2 separate regions of the Homo sapiens genome follow, and region 1 is linked to region 2. Evidence: chromatin contacts called from ENCODE POLR2A ChIA-PET data. All regions are on one chromosome and are shown on one strand. Each heading gives the region's core, a stretch centred on a gene start or an enhancer-like site at or near the end of the contact. The rest is flanking DNA. Distances are from core to core; before and after follow the strand shown.

Region 1 (7,480 bases), core at 2,493-4,992, 130 kb after region 2:
TCATCAAATATTCATGGTAATTATTAGTCATTGTGAGCTTATGAGTGGCTTTACTCTTATTTTTACATACTTACATTCTGTAATTTTGCTAAATTAATGTAGAAAAAAGGAAAGAGGTGGAGAGAGGCAGGAATGTTTAGTAATTCAAAGGTGTTTATTAATGCGGGGCAGAAAGAACCAAAAAGGACCGAGTCCTTCATAAACTCAACATCTCTGAATAATAAAGAGGTGAAAGTATTTTGAAATGTTAATGATTACGTGTGGAAGGTGGCTTTAGATACTTAGTGAAATGGGTGACTGGCCATCTATAATGTCTTCGGCTCTCACAAAGTGATGAGGATGAATGAGATAATTAATATTTATAAAGTCCTTTAATATCCTGCAGAAAAGGCTGTTGCGTCAGATAATAGAGTACACCACGGCTCAGTCTTCTGTCTCTCCTCGGACGGGACCCAAGCAGCCTCTTTCTGATGGTCTCTTGAAAGATCACCCATGTATCTCCTGAGGAGTAAGTGTGGTCTTTGTTTCTGTAAACAAGAACACATTGATCGGTGATATGGTTTTGCTGTGTCCACACCCATATCTCATCTTGAATTGCCACGTGTTGTGGGAGGTAATTGAATCATGGAGGCAGGTCTCTCCCGTGCTGTTCTCATGAGAGCGAGTAAGTCTCATGAGATCTGATGGTCATTAGAAGGGGGCATTTCCCTGCACAAGCTCTCTTTGCCTGCTGCCATCCATATAAGATGTGACTTGCTCCTGCCTGCCTTCGGCCACGATTGTGAGGCTTCCTAGCCACATGGAACTGTGAGTCCAATTAAACCTCTTTCTTTTGTAAATTGCCCAGTCTCGAGTATGTCTTTATCAGCAGCATAAAAATGGACTAATACAATTGGAGAAAGACATTACATCTTTTTTTCCCTTAAATTTTATAAATCCAAACAAGAACTATTTTTTACCTTCTGAAACTACATTTGTACTTGGATAGATGTTTTTATTGAACTATCAGCCTTGAATAAACTGTGTCTCAACCCGGCTTTACCAACCTTGACACAATAGGAATTTATAATTAAGCGGAAATAATTAGCATAGATTAAAATGGAAATTAACTTAGACCAGGTGGGTGTCATTAGAATCAAAAGGAAACAGGGATATTTCCACTATGTGGCTTCCATTCTCCTACTTCTAGGTGCCAACATCCAAGCAGCAATTCCCAGAGCCTGGAATTTATACAAAGATCCTAATCTATACCTAGACATGGAATTCACTGGTATTCTAGCTAAAGAACCAGCTAGAATGAAAAGAACACATTGTAATGAAAAGACCATGTCTGAGAATGGCTTTACCCTCTGGTGAAATGCACCCTGATCTTTGTGGGTGAGCACCTTCTTGTTCTTCAGTCTTTGGTGACTAAAGATTCTACAAGGCTTATAAGGTCTACAGGGGCTGGTGAGTGAATAACAGGCATCTACAGACCAACTTAGTGTGTTAGTATCATCTTTTTTTACCCTGGGAAAAGGAAAAGGAAAAACTTATTTTTTCCACTTAGACTCATCACAAGTCTTAGCACATTTGAAAACATTCCAACGACAAAAATGGTCGTTTCAGAGCATGAAGCCATTGGGTCCCAAGTTTGTCAGCTTCTCTGCTTCCTCATTATTCCAATGATCAAACAGCAACCGCTCTGCAAGCTTCTCTGTGCCCCTCCCCACCGCCGTTGTCCTGCAGATTCCCTTCTCCAAAATCACCAGTGTGTGATTTCCTTGGAATAAAAAGCAGATATATAAGGTTACTCACTTTTTCCTGATGTTGAAACTTGCCTCTCAGTCACGTCAGCCTGGCTTCATCCACTGTCAGTACTGTCTCTCCCGTTTTACTATTTTATGTGTATATTTTATGCTGTGAGAAAGGACACAACTATTTGTACCATAAGAAAGACTCTTGTCATGAGAAGAAAGCCCCCAAAATACTCTGTAAAACTGTACTTCTTATACTCCATTGTTGTTGTTGTGGGAGGGACGGTTTGTGACCAGGCTGAGAAATGTTTTCTCCAACGATTACATTCCCAAAACAATATAAACAATCTCAGAATTGAGGAGTGTTGCCTTCATTTAACATCAAGCACTCATGGTTTTCCAACTGTGGCTGTTCCACATCTCTGCAGGTAAAATCTAGGTCCATGAAAGATCTGGTTCTGGACTTCATTAGGGAAAGACATTTGTTATTAGATGGGGTCTCCTCCCTGGCAAGAGGCAAGTCTGAGAACCGGCAAGTCCCAAGCACTTCCTCACGACTGCTGGTGTTACAGTCTGTGTACAGGCGGTTGAAATTTTTAAAAAATCACTCAGGAAATATGCTTTTTGTTCTATCATGTCTTGATATCATCAGTGTAGGTAAAAGTACGCTTTTGAGCTGGGCACGGTGACATGCATCTATGTCCCAGCTAGTCTGGAGCTGAGGCAGAGGATTGCTTGAGCCCAGGAGTTCAAGTCCAGCCTGGGCAACATAATGAGACACCGTCTCAAAAAAAAAAAAAAAAAAAAAAAAAAAGAGTACGCGTTTGAAGAAGTCAAATTGTTAGCATAAGTGAGAAAATTACTCTTGCTGAGAAAGTCTGTGCCCAGGGCTGTGACGACTGATTGAACGTAGCTGCTTATGAGGCTGTGGCTGACCTAAGGAATGAGTAGATACGCTAAGCCCAGATCAGGTTAGAAGTAAACGACACAAGGTCATCTTTTGAGGGCAAACTGCTGAAAATAACTTGTCAATCAAATGTTTAAAATTGAAGCACTGGTTCCAGTCATTCAGGGCCAGCAGTAGGGCTGGCAAGACGTACTACTTCCCAATGTTTTGTTATTTGTGCCACAGCATCAGGGGCCCTTCATTCAGGAAACGTCTCTTGTGTGTTACATGCACAGAGTGAAGAAAGAATGACAAAAGCTCTGAGCTCCTGGAGTCAGGAAACTAGTGGAACAGGCCAACTTCACCCGGTGCAAATAATCCCACAAATCCGTGTCTCGCTGGAATGTGTGATGGGCACCATGAAGGAAAAGCCAAGGATGCTATAGAAGAGTAGGACAAGGGCACCCAGGTCCAACTGGGTGAGGGGAGCCAGGGAGGCCGCCCTGAGTCAGGAGCACCCCAGACATCACACTCTACCTGCCCATCCTTTCTTACTAGAGGTAACATCTGGTTCACTTGACGGCTGTCATCAAACAGGTGAAGTTTCCCCTGGAGTTAAACCTGCAGATCAGAGCACGGCCCAGGTGTAACTGGAGTGGAGGCAGCCAATGATTAAAGACAGAAATGAGAGACGAGATATTCCGTTTGCGTTGTTCATGTATTCCAACACCTCGTACAACGGGCTGATCACAGAGAGCGCTGTTGACATTCGGGACAAACAGTGTCACAGGCTGTGTTTTACTTGCTCTGAATAGAAATTCACTCATGGAAGAAAAACCTACTAAGGCCAACTTACATGAGCGGAGTGTCCTTGCGGTGCCTGAGCTGTGCTCAACTGAAGGTGTCCACGACATACTGAAGGAGCTCTTGTTGGTTTCTAAGGAAATGGAATTCAGAGCACCCATCTTCCATCCCTTTGTTTTATTTTCTGCTTTTTCCAACCTCTGTTTCCACCAAGCTTCGAGTTATCCAGTGTGGATATTCCAGGTAGCGGCAGCAGGTGGTGCTTTATGTGAATGAGCAGCTTTATCCAGCGTTTGTGTCTGATGCATCCGAAGCTGCAGTTAAGTCATCGTTTCCATCTGCATTCAGAGAGCATCCCATCAGGGTGGTGGTTGGGTAATTCCAACTTCTACCTTGAGAACTCCTGCTTAGCAGCTAGTTTTTGGAAGAGATTTGAGAGTCATTTTAACACAACCTTTCAAAATATTCCACTTTAAAGGTAGATTTTGTGGCACTAAACATGAATCAGCACTTTTGCATAATGACAGGATAAAAGTATGACTTCTGCAAGAAACACAAAACATTGACTTCCAGATTTAGCTGTTTATAACAAAACAGGCTCTCTTTGCTGTATGTCTTAGCTCCACTGCCGTTTCCACTTCTTCACAGGTGCCCATGTTCAATCCAGATTTCCTGAATTAGGTATTAGCACATTGCTAGATGCCCTCGGGTACAACATGCAGATCAGTGAAATAACACAGGGATTCCTAGATAGAACACGTTTCCTTTTCATGCGTGTTACTGCGAAGTGTGTTCTGGTTGAGATACATTTGGAATGCAATTCATCTCATTAGCATAAATCATAGCAGTTTTCGTTTCCTCAACTAGGTCTTTGTGCAATGTGAGCAAATGTGAAAATGACACGTGCACCTTAAAAAGTCTTTCAAAGATGAGCCCTTGGGGAGTGGCTTCACGTGGGGAGGAGGCGACCTGGAGAGGGTGGGCAGGAAGGCATTATTCAGCGTGTCAGTGGCGAGGGCTAATCTCCACACTGGGAAAACCACGAGGAGAGAGGGTTGGGTGGTGAGGAGCTCCGGAGTGCACGCACACACATGAATGGACAAGGCACCCAGGGAAGGGAACTATACCCTTGCTCATCATACCAGCCTGGGGCCCCAGCTGTCTCTGCTCACAGGGGCTAAGAGGTGGAACGGAGAGAAAGGAAGCAGACAGACAGGGACAGGAGCCTCAAGAAACCTTGACACCTTTGATTCCCAAATACGCCAGCCTCTCTCATTCACCCTCCGACCCACAGGCTTCACTCTCAGTCTCTTTTGGGAATTGTATTCCTCCCAGACATTGACCCCCTCCCTGAATATGGCTTCCCCTGGGCTTTGACAGGACCTTGCTGAATCTTTATGAAATGTCGGGTTTTCCATGCCATCCCTGCTGCAGGTGGACGGGTGCGGGGAGGTGGGGAGGAGTGGGGGCTCAGCAGCACCCCCGGCTGCTTCTGCTCCTCCTGCTGCCATGAGTGCAGCAGACACACTAGGAGGATGGCATTCTGGTTTTGGGGTGAGGGGAAGGCAGACAGACATTTCTATTCCCTGCTCTCTGTGAATGCAAACACAACACTGCATGGTTTTGCTCTCAGACCTCTAGGAGCTCAGGGAGCAGAATCCCCTCAGTAATGCCCCTTAAAACAGGGACTCAAGTAGATTATTCTCCCGGGGCTGCGGGACACTCCCACTCTTCACTTGACAAGAACACCAGCATTGGGCTGTGCCATGTGAGTCTTCCCTGAGAAATGTGCTGGACAGCTGGGGTCCTCACTTCCAGTCCAGTCCTTTTTCACGCCCATCAGCTCCTTCCTGCTTTGTTCAGCCATGGCTGCCCCAATTGAGTGCAGTGGCAGGCAGTATTTTCCTCCTGGGAATTGGCCAGTTCCCTTCTTAGGTAGCTGGTCTCTGGCACCTTCTAACCACTGAAAAGTCAGGAACGAAAGAGTTTCCGGACCTTGGTCATTTAGATAATGGTATGCTGTGCCCTCGGACAGGTCAGGGTACTGCTCATGATAAATCCCACCATGCTCACCCTGTCACCTGCTGGGCTGCTTTTTTTTGAGACAGGGTCTTGCTCTGTTGCCCAGGCTAGAGTGCAGTGGCATGATCTTGGCTCACTGCAGCCTCAATCTCCCGGGCTCAGGTGATCCTCCCACCTTAGCCTCCCAAGCAGCTGAGACTACAGGCACACATCCCCACACCTGGCTAATTTTTGTATTTTTTATAGAGACGGTGTTTTGCTATATTGCCCAGGCTCAGGTCTTCCGCCCCCCATGGCCTCCCAAAGTGCTGGGATTACAGGCGTGAGCCACCGCGCCCGGCCTGTTGGGCCGTTTGTGTAATGCCATCCGTGCCTCCTCCTGTGTGTCATGCGGGAACACCAATCATATTTTCTGATTGTATCTCTGAGCAGACATGGCATCAATGGCCAATAAAATAGGGCCTCCTGGAGACAGCCCCGGAGAGCTGTGCGAAGACAGCCAGCCACGCACCACGGTGGATGGAAGCTAATTAAAAATGACTTATTAAACACTGCAGACACCACAGCCCAAGGCTGCAGATGAACAAACACTCATGTTTCAACACTGGCTTTTCACAGGGAAGGCAGCCATGCTGTCGTTCTGGTAAGTCATTATTTACCTCCTGAAACTCACCAAAGGGTCTTCAGTCCTCCCCCAGGCCCCACCCCCTGCCCCTTCTGTGTGCCTGTTACAAACCCTGATATTGAAGTCATTCTGCTTCCCTTAAACTGAGGTGTTTAGAAAGGCAACAGATTGTACAATTTGATGTCAAGGACTTATTCTCAGAAAAATGACTCATCTTTATTTAAAGGGTCTATTCAAGTGAGAAATGAATCATTCTCACCTGATGGCCCTCACTGGGTGGGAGAGGGGGCGGAGGTTCCGGGAGAACCAAGTCTCTGGGCACTCTTTGCTGACTCTCCAGCTTAGAATCTCAAGCTTTGGGGCCTGAAAGGAAAGCTGTTTTTTAAGGCATTCGACCTAAACCAAGTTTTAAAAGTATCTTTAAGTATTTCCTTTTTTTTTTTTTTTTTTAGGATAATGAAACCATAGTTGCAACACCCAGAGCTTGGGCTTAGAAGCAACTTTGACAGGATCTGTAGCTGTGAAATTTGCATCCCTGTAACACAGTAACTTATCATGACAAAGATCTGTTGACGTCAATTCCTTTATTACTCTTATTTGTAGGCCAAGGGAGGGACCCAGGGCCCTGATATTGTTGCCTTGGTGCTGTAAGGATTGGATCTGGGTCACTCTGACCTACAAAATTGATACATGGCCCTGGAATAACCTGCACATTTTGAAGAGGAAGAAACAAAACAATCGGTTACTAAAGGCTTGGCTGACTCCAGATCGTGCAATTTCACGGGCTCCCAGGAGATGGCAGCCACTTTTTGGAAAACAGTCTTTAAAGGTACACAGAGCAACAGCGTGCTCACCCCTGGGGCCAGCCGTGGAAAAGTAGGAAGGGCCGGGTGCAGTGGCTCACGCGTGGAATCCCAGCACTTTGGGAGGCTGGGGCAGGAGGATCGCCTGAGGCCAGGCGTTTGAGACCAGCCTTGGTAATAGAGCAAGACCCTGTCTCTACAAAAAAATACAATTAACCGGCTGCGGCGGTGTGCGCCTGTGGTCCCAGCTACTGGAAGGCTGAGGTGGGAAGATCACTCGAGGCTCCAGCCTGGGTGCAGAGCAACACCCTCTCTCAAAAAAAAAAATAAATGAAAGAAAGAAAGAAAAAGAAAAAAGAAAAGTAGGAAGAAGGCAACACTTTGATTAATCTTCGTCTTTTTTTTTTGACAACAGAGCATTGCTGGGTGACCGGTCGAGGGGCAGGACATGCAGGATGATAGTCGCCTGCTGAAAAGGCACTTCTGACAGGCCAGGGTGCAGCACAGAGTCTGCCCAGAGAACCACGTGTGAGTCCTTAAAATGGTCATAAATATGTGTAGGGATCATCACCTTATTTTTAGGGATTGCATCCATCTTAGGGGA
Region 2 (7,479 bases), core at 3,290-5,789:
GGAGAAACCCCATCTCTACTAAAAATACAAAATTAGCTGGGCATAGTGGCGCATGCCTGTAATGCCAGCTACTCAGGAGGCTGAGGCAGGAGAATCGCTTGAACCCAGGAGATGGAGGTTGTGGTGAGCCAAGATCGTGCCATTGCACTGCAGCCTGGGCAACGAGCAAAACTCTGTCTCAAAAAAAACAAAAACAAAAACAAAAAAATAGTTGTTGAATACAGGAATTAGTGTACATGAAGGGTTTTATATTTATCAAGGCAGAACACTAAAATGCATGCTTTTTTTTTTTTTTTGAGACTGAGTCTCCCTCTGTCACCCAGGCTGGAGTGCAGTGGCGCGACCTCAGCTCACTGCAACCTCTACCTCCTGGGCTCAAGCGATTCTCATGCCTCAGCACTCCCAAGTAGCTGCGACTACAGGCGCCAGCCACCATGCCTGGCTAACTTTGGTATTTTTTTTTTTTTAGTACGGCTGGGGTTTCACCATGGGGGCCAGGCTGGTCTCAAACTCCTGGCCTCAAGTGATCTGCCCACCTCAGCCTCCCAAAGAGCTGGGATTACAGGTGTGAGCCACCATGACAGGCCTAAAATGCATGCTTTGGACACAAATGGAGATCCAGTTCCCAACTGCCACTCACTAACTGGGTGGACTTTCCAAATCAGGTTTCCAGGCCGGTCGCGGTAGCTCACGCCTATAATCCCAGCACTTTGGGAGGCCGAGGCGGGCGGATCATTTGAGGTCAGGAGTTCGAGACCAGCCTGATCAACATGGTGAAACCCCGTCTCTACTAAAAATACAAAAAAAAAAAAAAAAAATAGCTAGCCATGGTGGCTCACGCCTGTAATACCAGTTACTCGGGAGGCTGAGGCAGGAGAATTGCTTGAACCCGGGAGGCGGAGGTTGCAGTGAGACAAGATCGCGCCACTGCACTCCAGCCTGGGCAATAGAGACTCCAACTCAAAAAGAAAAAAAAATCAGGTATCCGCTCTGAGCTTCATTCCCCTATCTGTAAAAATCCCTACATCCCTTGCAGAGTTTTCTTAGGAATGAAATTCATAATAGGGCAACAAAGAAAATAAAACCACTTCACTTACGAGAAATGTGATTAACACAGTAAGTGATAGAGCAATGTCCCTCATTTTGGTTTCAGGACCCCTTGATACATTCTTAAATGCAGCCCTCAGCTGGAAGCAGTGGCTCATGCCTGTAATCCCAAAACTCTGGGAGACTGACGTGGGAGAATCACTTGAGCCCAGGAGTTCAAGACCAGCCTGGGCAACATTGTGAAACCCCATCTCTATTTAAAACAAAACAAAAAAAAAGAGGCCCTAGAAGCCTTCTAGTTTATGTAAGTTATATCTATTGATGTTTGTCCTATTAGAAATTAAAACTAAGCAATTTTTAAAATATTTACTTATTTAAAATGTCTACTACACATTAACATAATTATTTTTATGAAAAATATGTCTTCCCCAAAAATAGTTAAGAATGGTTTTCATTTTTACAAATCTTTGTAATGTCTCGATTAACAGAAGACAGTTGGATTGTCATATCTATTCTGCATTTTCTCTGGTGCAACCTGTTCTTCTTGACTGTGATACATGAAGGTAATACAGCCTCACTCTTAGGCACCGCCACCACCACCTAGATTCGTGCTAAGATGTCAGCAGTTGTGCCAACAACTGCTTTTGTACAATTAGTGCAAAAATTAACAGAGTGAAAAAGCCTAACAGTCTTAGTCTATGATATTTACCTTACAGAAGCCTGAAAACATCTCAGGGAACCCCCAGGGGTCCAGGAACCACAGTTTGAGAACCACTTTGCTACAGGAGGACTGGTGTTCAGAAGGGAAAGGTAACTTTTAAGCAGGTTTGAGGAAGGCCTCTCTGAAGACGCTAAATCACTTGGAGCCACAAGACTAGCAAAAAGTGCTTCTCAGACTAGGAAATGGCAAATGCCCTAAGACAAAAACTAATGTGGCATCAAGGAACACAAAAGACTGCATGCCAGAGCAAGGAAAGAGAGAAGAGTCAGACAAGGCCCGATCAACAGGATCCTGGAGGAATGGGTTTCTGTTAAAGGGATGAGGAAGCCAATGCACGCTTTTAATCAGGGTGTAGCCATCTGATTTACATTTAACAAGTTCATCCACGCTGACAAGTGACAGATTTATTTACAGGAGCCCAGGACTAGCAGGGCCCAGGAAGGGGGCTCCTGCAGCTCTCCAGCCCGGAGAGGGAGGCTGGGTCAGAGGGTATCTCTGGAGATGGAAAGAGGAGGGCCCACTGGAAATACATTCCCGAGGTAGAAGCTGCAACACTAAATTAGGAAGTGTGTTGGGGGATAAAAGAAATAGAATAATTCTTGAGGCCTGAGGGTGAAACACCAGGTGGACAGGGATACCATCGGTGAGATGGGGATACTGGGGGAATGGGTGCCCCGCCTGTGGCCGTGGAAATTTTACATTCTTTCTCTATCCTAAGCCTTCTTCCAAGTAACTGAGACACTGCACCTTACATTATTTTTGGCAGATGGCATACTAACAAAACAATTAAACTAACGAAATAAGGTCAAGGCCAAAACTCAAAAGCGGGAGAGGCAACAAAGACTTCCTTAAAGGCCAGACACCATCAACCATTAATCAAAATTCTGAGCACTGCTGTTATCCAACTACAAATCTGCATACCTGGGTCATGGTGCAGCCAACATCTCTCCAGCAGCCCACAAAGGCCCATGAGGTGTGCGAAAGCTCGCTGAAACGCCTGTTGGTCACCAACGTTTCCGTAATGTGCACGTGTGTTAACTCTACCAAGTGCAATCACGACAAGAATTCCTGGTTTGGTGTGGCCTATGAATAAGTTTACATTGATTCCTACCCATTACCTCTTTCTTCCTAAACACAAAATTAACACAATCCTTTGTAGTTTCCAGGCCCGACCTTTCTCTGGGGCACCTGTGTTGTTTGGTCACAAGCTCTTTAATGAGCCTCAGTTTACTCATCCCCAAGAAAAGGGGAACACTTGAGTCACTAAGCTAAACAGTTAAATAAAAATCAACGGCAGTCAAGGTATAACCCACCGACTCCCATAGGGAGTCCTAGGCGCCCACTCCCCCTTAGAACCCCCTTCAAAACCCTTTCCAAACGCGGAGCGCCGCTCCAGTTGCACGGGTGACCAGGACCAGGGACCAGGCCTGCAGGGGGAGACTCGCGTCCAAGGCCGCACGGGAACCACGGCGCCCGCGAGAAAAAGCGCGGCGCCCCCTACCCCACTGCCCTCGACCTGGGAACCGCGGCACCGGCGAGTGCGCCCCGATCCCCCTGCGCAGGAAAGTCCGTTCCTCAAGCTCCGGGCTGGGGCTTTGGAAGGCAAGTCAATTCCTGACTGCTGGAAGGGCCAGGGTCTGGGGGTGCCCGGTTGTGTGTCTGCCTGCTCTTAAATTCTGGGCCTTTCTCCTTCCTTGGAAAACAAAATCTGAGTTATTTCATGACTTTAGCAAAGTACCATGGAGAATAAATTACTGGGGAAAACACTTCCTGACGCCTACTGTGTGCACGATCTAGCGCTCCCCACATAACACTGATGCCTACTGTATGCACGACCCACAGCGCTCTCCAGAAGCTCCAGGTTCAAGCTACCCGGATCACAATGGTGCCTACTGTTTGCACGACCCACAGCGCTCTCCAGATGCCCAGGGTTCCAGCCCCCCGGATCACAATGGCGCCTACTGTATGCACTACCCACAGCGTCTGCAGAGGCTCAGGGTTCAAGTTCCCGGATCACAATGGCGCCTACTGTATGCACGCCCCACAGCGCGCCCCAGATAACACTGGAGCACACTGTGTGCACGACCCTGCGCTTCCCGGACAACGCTGGCGCCTACTGTGTGCACGACCCCGCGCTCCACGGCCTCCCTGTGGGCCGAGCCCAACGTCCCCGGGGCAGCCGGCGCCGCGCAGGGTCGGGCGGGGGCGCCGTCCGGGAGGAGCCCGGGGCGCGGTATCCGCAGGCCCGGGCTCTGGCCAGGCCGCCTCCCCAGCGCGCCCCGCGGCCCTCCGGCCCCGGGACGGAACACGGGGCGGCCACTTTCCCTCAAGTTCAGCGCGGGCCGCGGCAGGGCCAGCGGGGGCAGGGCGCGCGCAGGAGGCGGCCGCCTGCTCCCTCACCCGCCTCCCGCCTCCCGCCTCAGCCGCCGCCCGGCCCAGGAAAGTAGGCCCAGCGCGCGGAGGGGCCGGGCGGCGACTCGCCCGTATCATTCCGCCCGCGCTGCGGCCCGCCCGGCCAGTCGGCGGCGGCGGCGGCCCGGGTCTGCGCGGCCCCCGCCCCCGCCCCGCCGCTCCCGGCGCCCCCCGCGCCGCATCCGGGGACTGGCAGGGCGCGGGCCCCGCACCGGCCGCCGGCGGGGCGCGAGGGCGCGGCCGCGGGCCTTACCGGAGTCGCCGCGCGCCTTGCTCTCCCTGGGCTTCGGGGGGCGGCCCCGCGGCATCGTCGGCGGCCCGGCTCGCACCCACACCCACTCACACTCACACTCACACTCACACGCGGCGGCGGGGGCGCGCACGCGCGGGCACCGGGGCGGGGGCGCGCCCAGCCGGCGCTAGAGGCGGGCGGAGCTGCCCGGCGGCGGGCGGCCCGGTCCGAGCGCCGCCGGGCTCACGGGGGAAAGGCGCCTGAACGCGCGCACCGGAGCGCTCGAACCGCGCCGGCCTTGGCAGGTTCCATGGCCCGCGGGCCGCGGTGGGGGCGTTGGGCGCGGGCGCGGGCGCGGTGGGGGCGGGGGCGGCGGCGGGGCGCATGCGCGGCGCCGCGGGGCCTTAGCGGACGGAGGGGAGCGCGGGGGTCACCGGGCCGGGCCGGCAGCCCTAGAGCTCGGCCTGGCGGGGACCCTGGGCCAGCCCCGCGCCTCCGTGGCCCGGGCGTCTCGTGCGTGTCCGCGAACTCGCGTGCGCGCGTCACCTCGGACCGCAGCATGGCTCGGAGGGCGGCCCTACTCGCGCCGCCCTAGTGCTGCGAAGGGCCTCGGAGCCCAAACCCGGAACCGCCATCTGGGACTGGGAAGACGACATGGCCAGAAGCCGGTAATGTTCCTTTCCCTGGGGGCAGTGCATTAAAATGGACCATTTCACGTGTGCTGGTCTTGTGTGTTGTTGCCTGCGCTAACTTACACGAAGTGGCAACAGGAACAGGCAGCGCAGCACCCGAGCGCCGGGTGGAGAGGCCGGCCGAGCCCGGGGAAAGCGACCTTACTCTGTCACCTGGGCTGGAGTGCAGTGGCGCAAATTAAAGTGTGCAGTTTGATACATCTTGACACATGTATACACTGTGAAACCATCATCACAATCAACAGTGAAGATGTTCCTCCCGTCTCTCTGTAACCCTTTCCTCTCTCCCTCCTTCCCTCCTCCCCCTCCCACCCATCTGCTTTTTGTCACTATAGTTTGAATTTCCTGGAGTTTTTAAATATCTTTTTATACAGACTGGGTCTCGCTTGCTCTGTCACCCAGGCGGGAGTGCAGTGACACGATCGGGACCCACTGTAGCCTCAAACTCCTGCCCTTAAGCAATCCAACTGCTTCAGCCTCCCGAGTAGCTGAGACTGCAGGTGAGGACCGCCATGTCTAGCTTTTTGTTTTTTTTTAAACATATGGGGTCTCTCTGTGTTGCCCAGCCTGCTCTGGAACTCCTAGCTTCAATTGACCCTCTGCCTCAGCCTCCCAAAGTGTTGGGATTGCAGATGTGAGCCACTGTGCCCAACCTGTTTTTCTTGGTGTTTTATATAAATGGAATTGTATCGCACGTAATCTTTAGGGAAGTGGGGGCTGTTCATTGAGCATAATTATGTTGGAATTCATCTATATATTGATAAATATTTTAAGTGCTTTTTATTGCTGAGCGGTGTCTAGGAGTCATTCTTGCTTACCCTTTCCCACTGCAGCCTTCACTCAATCTCATCAAAGATCTAGCTCCAATATATAAACCAAATCCAAGCCATTCCCACGTATATTACCCCTGAGCCATGCTCTCTCACCTAGATTACAGATACAGCCTAGTACCTGGTCATCCTCCAATCAGTTTTGTCTACAGCCATGCGAGTCTTCTCTCTATGCCTTAAATAAGACAAATGTATTCCAGCTCTTTTGAATATTTCCAATTGTGAAATGTTCCTCTTTATTTCTAATAATGCTTGCTATTGTCAACTTTGCCTCATATGTAAATAACACCACCAGCTTTCTTTCCTGTGTGTACCTTTAGAGTTAAGTGAGTTTAAGAAGTGTGTGTGTGGCCGGGCGCGGTGGCTCACGCCTGTAATGCCAGCACTTTGAGAGGCCGAGGCGGGCGGATTACGAGGTCAGGAGATTGAGACCATCCTGGCTAACACGGTGAAACCCCATCCCTACTAAAAATACAAAAAAAAAAAAAAAAAAAACTTGGCCGGGCGTGGTGGCGGGCGTCTGTATTCCCAGCTACTCGGGAGGCTGAGGCAGGAGAATGGCGTGAACCCGGGAGGCGGAGCTTGCAGTGAGCCGAGATCCCGCCACTGCACTCCAGCCTGGGCGACAGAGCGAGACTCCGTCTCAAAAAAAGAAGTGTGTGTGTATGATGTTTGTTTGTTTGTTTGTTTTTAAGACAGGGTCAGGCTCTGTTGCCCCGGCTGGAATGCGGTGACGCTGTCTCTGCCTACTGCACTCTCTGCCTCCCCGGCTCAAGTGATCCTCCCACCTCAGCACCCCAAGTAGCTGGGACTGTAGGTGCTCACCACTATGCCTAGCTAATTTTTTGTGGACATGGGGTTTCACCATTTTGCCCAGGCTAGTGTCAATCTCCTGAGTTTACCTGGCTTCCCAAAGTGCTGAGATTACAGGCATGAGCCACCGGACCTGGCCAAGTATTTTTTTTTAAATCCAATTTGATAATCTTTATCTTGAATGAGAGTGGTGGCTCCCAAATTTGCTGCACTTTAGAATGATCTGGAAAGCTTTTAAAAGTCCCAATGCCCTGTTCATACCTCACATCCATAAATCTGACAGGAATGGGAACCATGCATTGGTGTTTCGTTATTGTTGTTTTTTAAGATCTGCAGGTAATTTGACGATGTACAGCAAAATTTAAGAGCTAGATCATTTGGTACATTTATGCAAAGTACTGATATTTTTACATGTAAAGATGTCTTTTCACACTTTCCATTTGACTCATATGTTTTATGTTCTTTACGCCTTTCTTGCTTTCTTTTGGATTACTGATGTTTAAAAATTATCAGTAATTTTTAAATTAAATTAAATGGTGAAACCCCATCTCTACAAAAAATTAGCTGGGCATAGTGGTGAGCACCTATAGTCCCAGCTACTTGGGGTGCTGAGGTGGGAGGATCACTCGAGCCCAGGAGGCAGCGAGTGCAGTAGGCAGAGACAGCGTCACTGCATTCCAGCGAGGTGGATCACACCTGTAATCCCGGCACTTTGGGAGGCCAGGGTGGGTG

The links. ChIA-PET counts read pairs that join two places held with the same protein, here RNA polymerase II (POLR2A).
Region 1: POLR2A ChIA-PET joins it to region 2 with 12 read pairs in HEK293T. The contact joins the promoter of LINC01879 here to the promoter of ZNF236 in region 2. POLR2A ChIA-PET finds 5 or more read pairs at or near these places in 2 of 52 experiments (HEK293T and Panc1).

The regions. Positions count from the first base shown.
Region 1 is chr18:76,686,291-76,693,770 of GRCh38, reverse strand. It overlaps LINC01879 (long intergenic non-protein coding RNA 1879), which reads right to left and starts at 3,742. Exons shown (of 2, transcript NR_122073.1): 1 at 1,798-3,742; 2 at 135-527. It overlaps LOC105372212 (a long non-coding RNA gene), which reads left to right and starts at 6,348. Exons shown (of 3, transcript XR_935657.4): 1 at 6,348-6,902; 2 at 7,292-7,404. RefSeq lists enhancers at 5,359-6,335, 6,347-7,303.
Region 2 is chr18:76,819,617-76,827,095 of GRCh38, reverse strand. ZNF236 (zinc finger protein 236) reads right to left here and starts at 4,539. Exons shown (of 31, transcript NM_001306089.2): 1 at 4,434-4,539. The coding sequence starts at 4,488. It overlaps ZNF236-DT (ZNF236 divergent transcript), which reads left to right and starts at 4,801. Exons shown (of 3, transcript NR_040024.1): 1 at 4,801-5,080. RefSeq lists silencers at 3,908-4,647, 4,768-4,957, 6,655-6,734 and enhancers at 5,028-5,137, 5,178-5,257.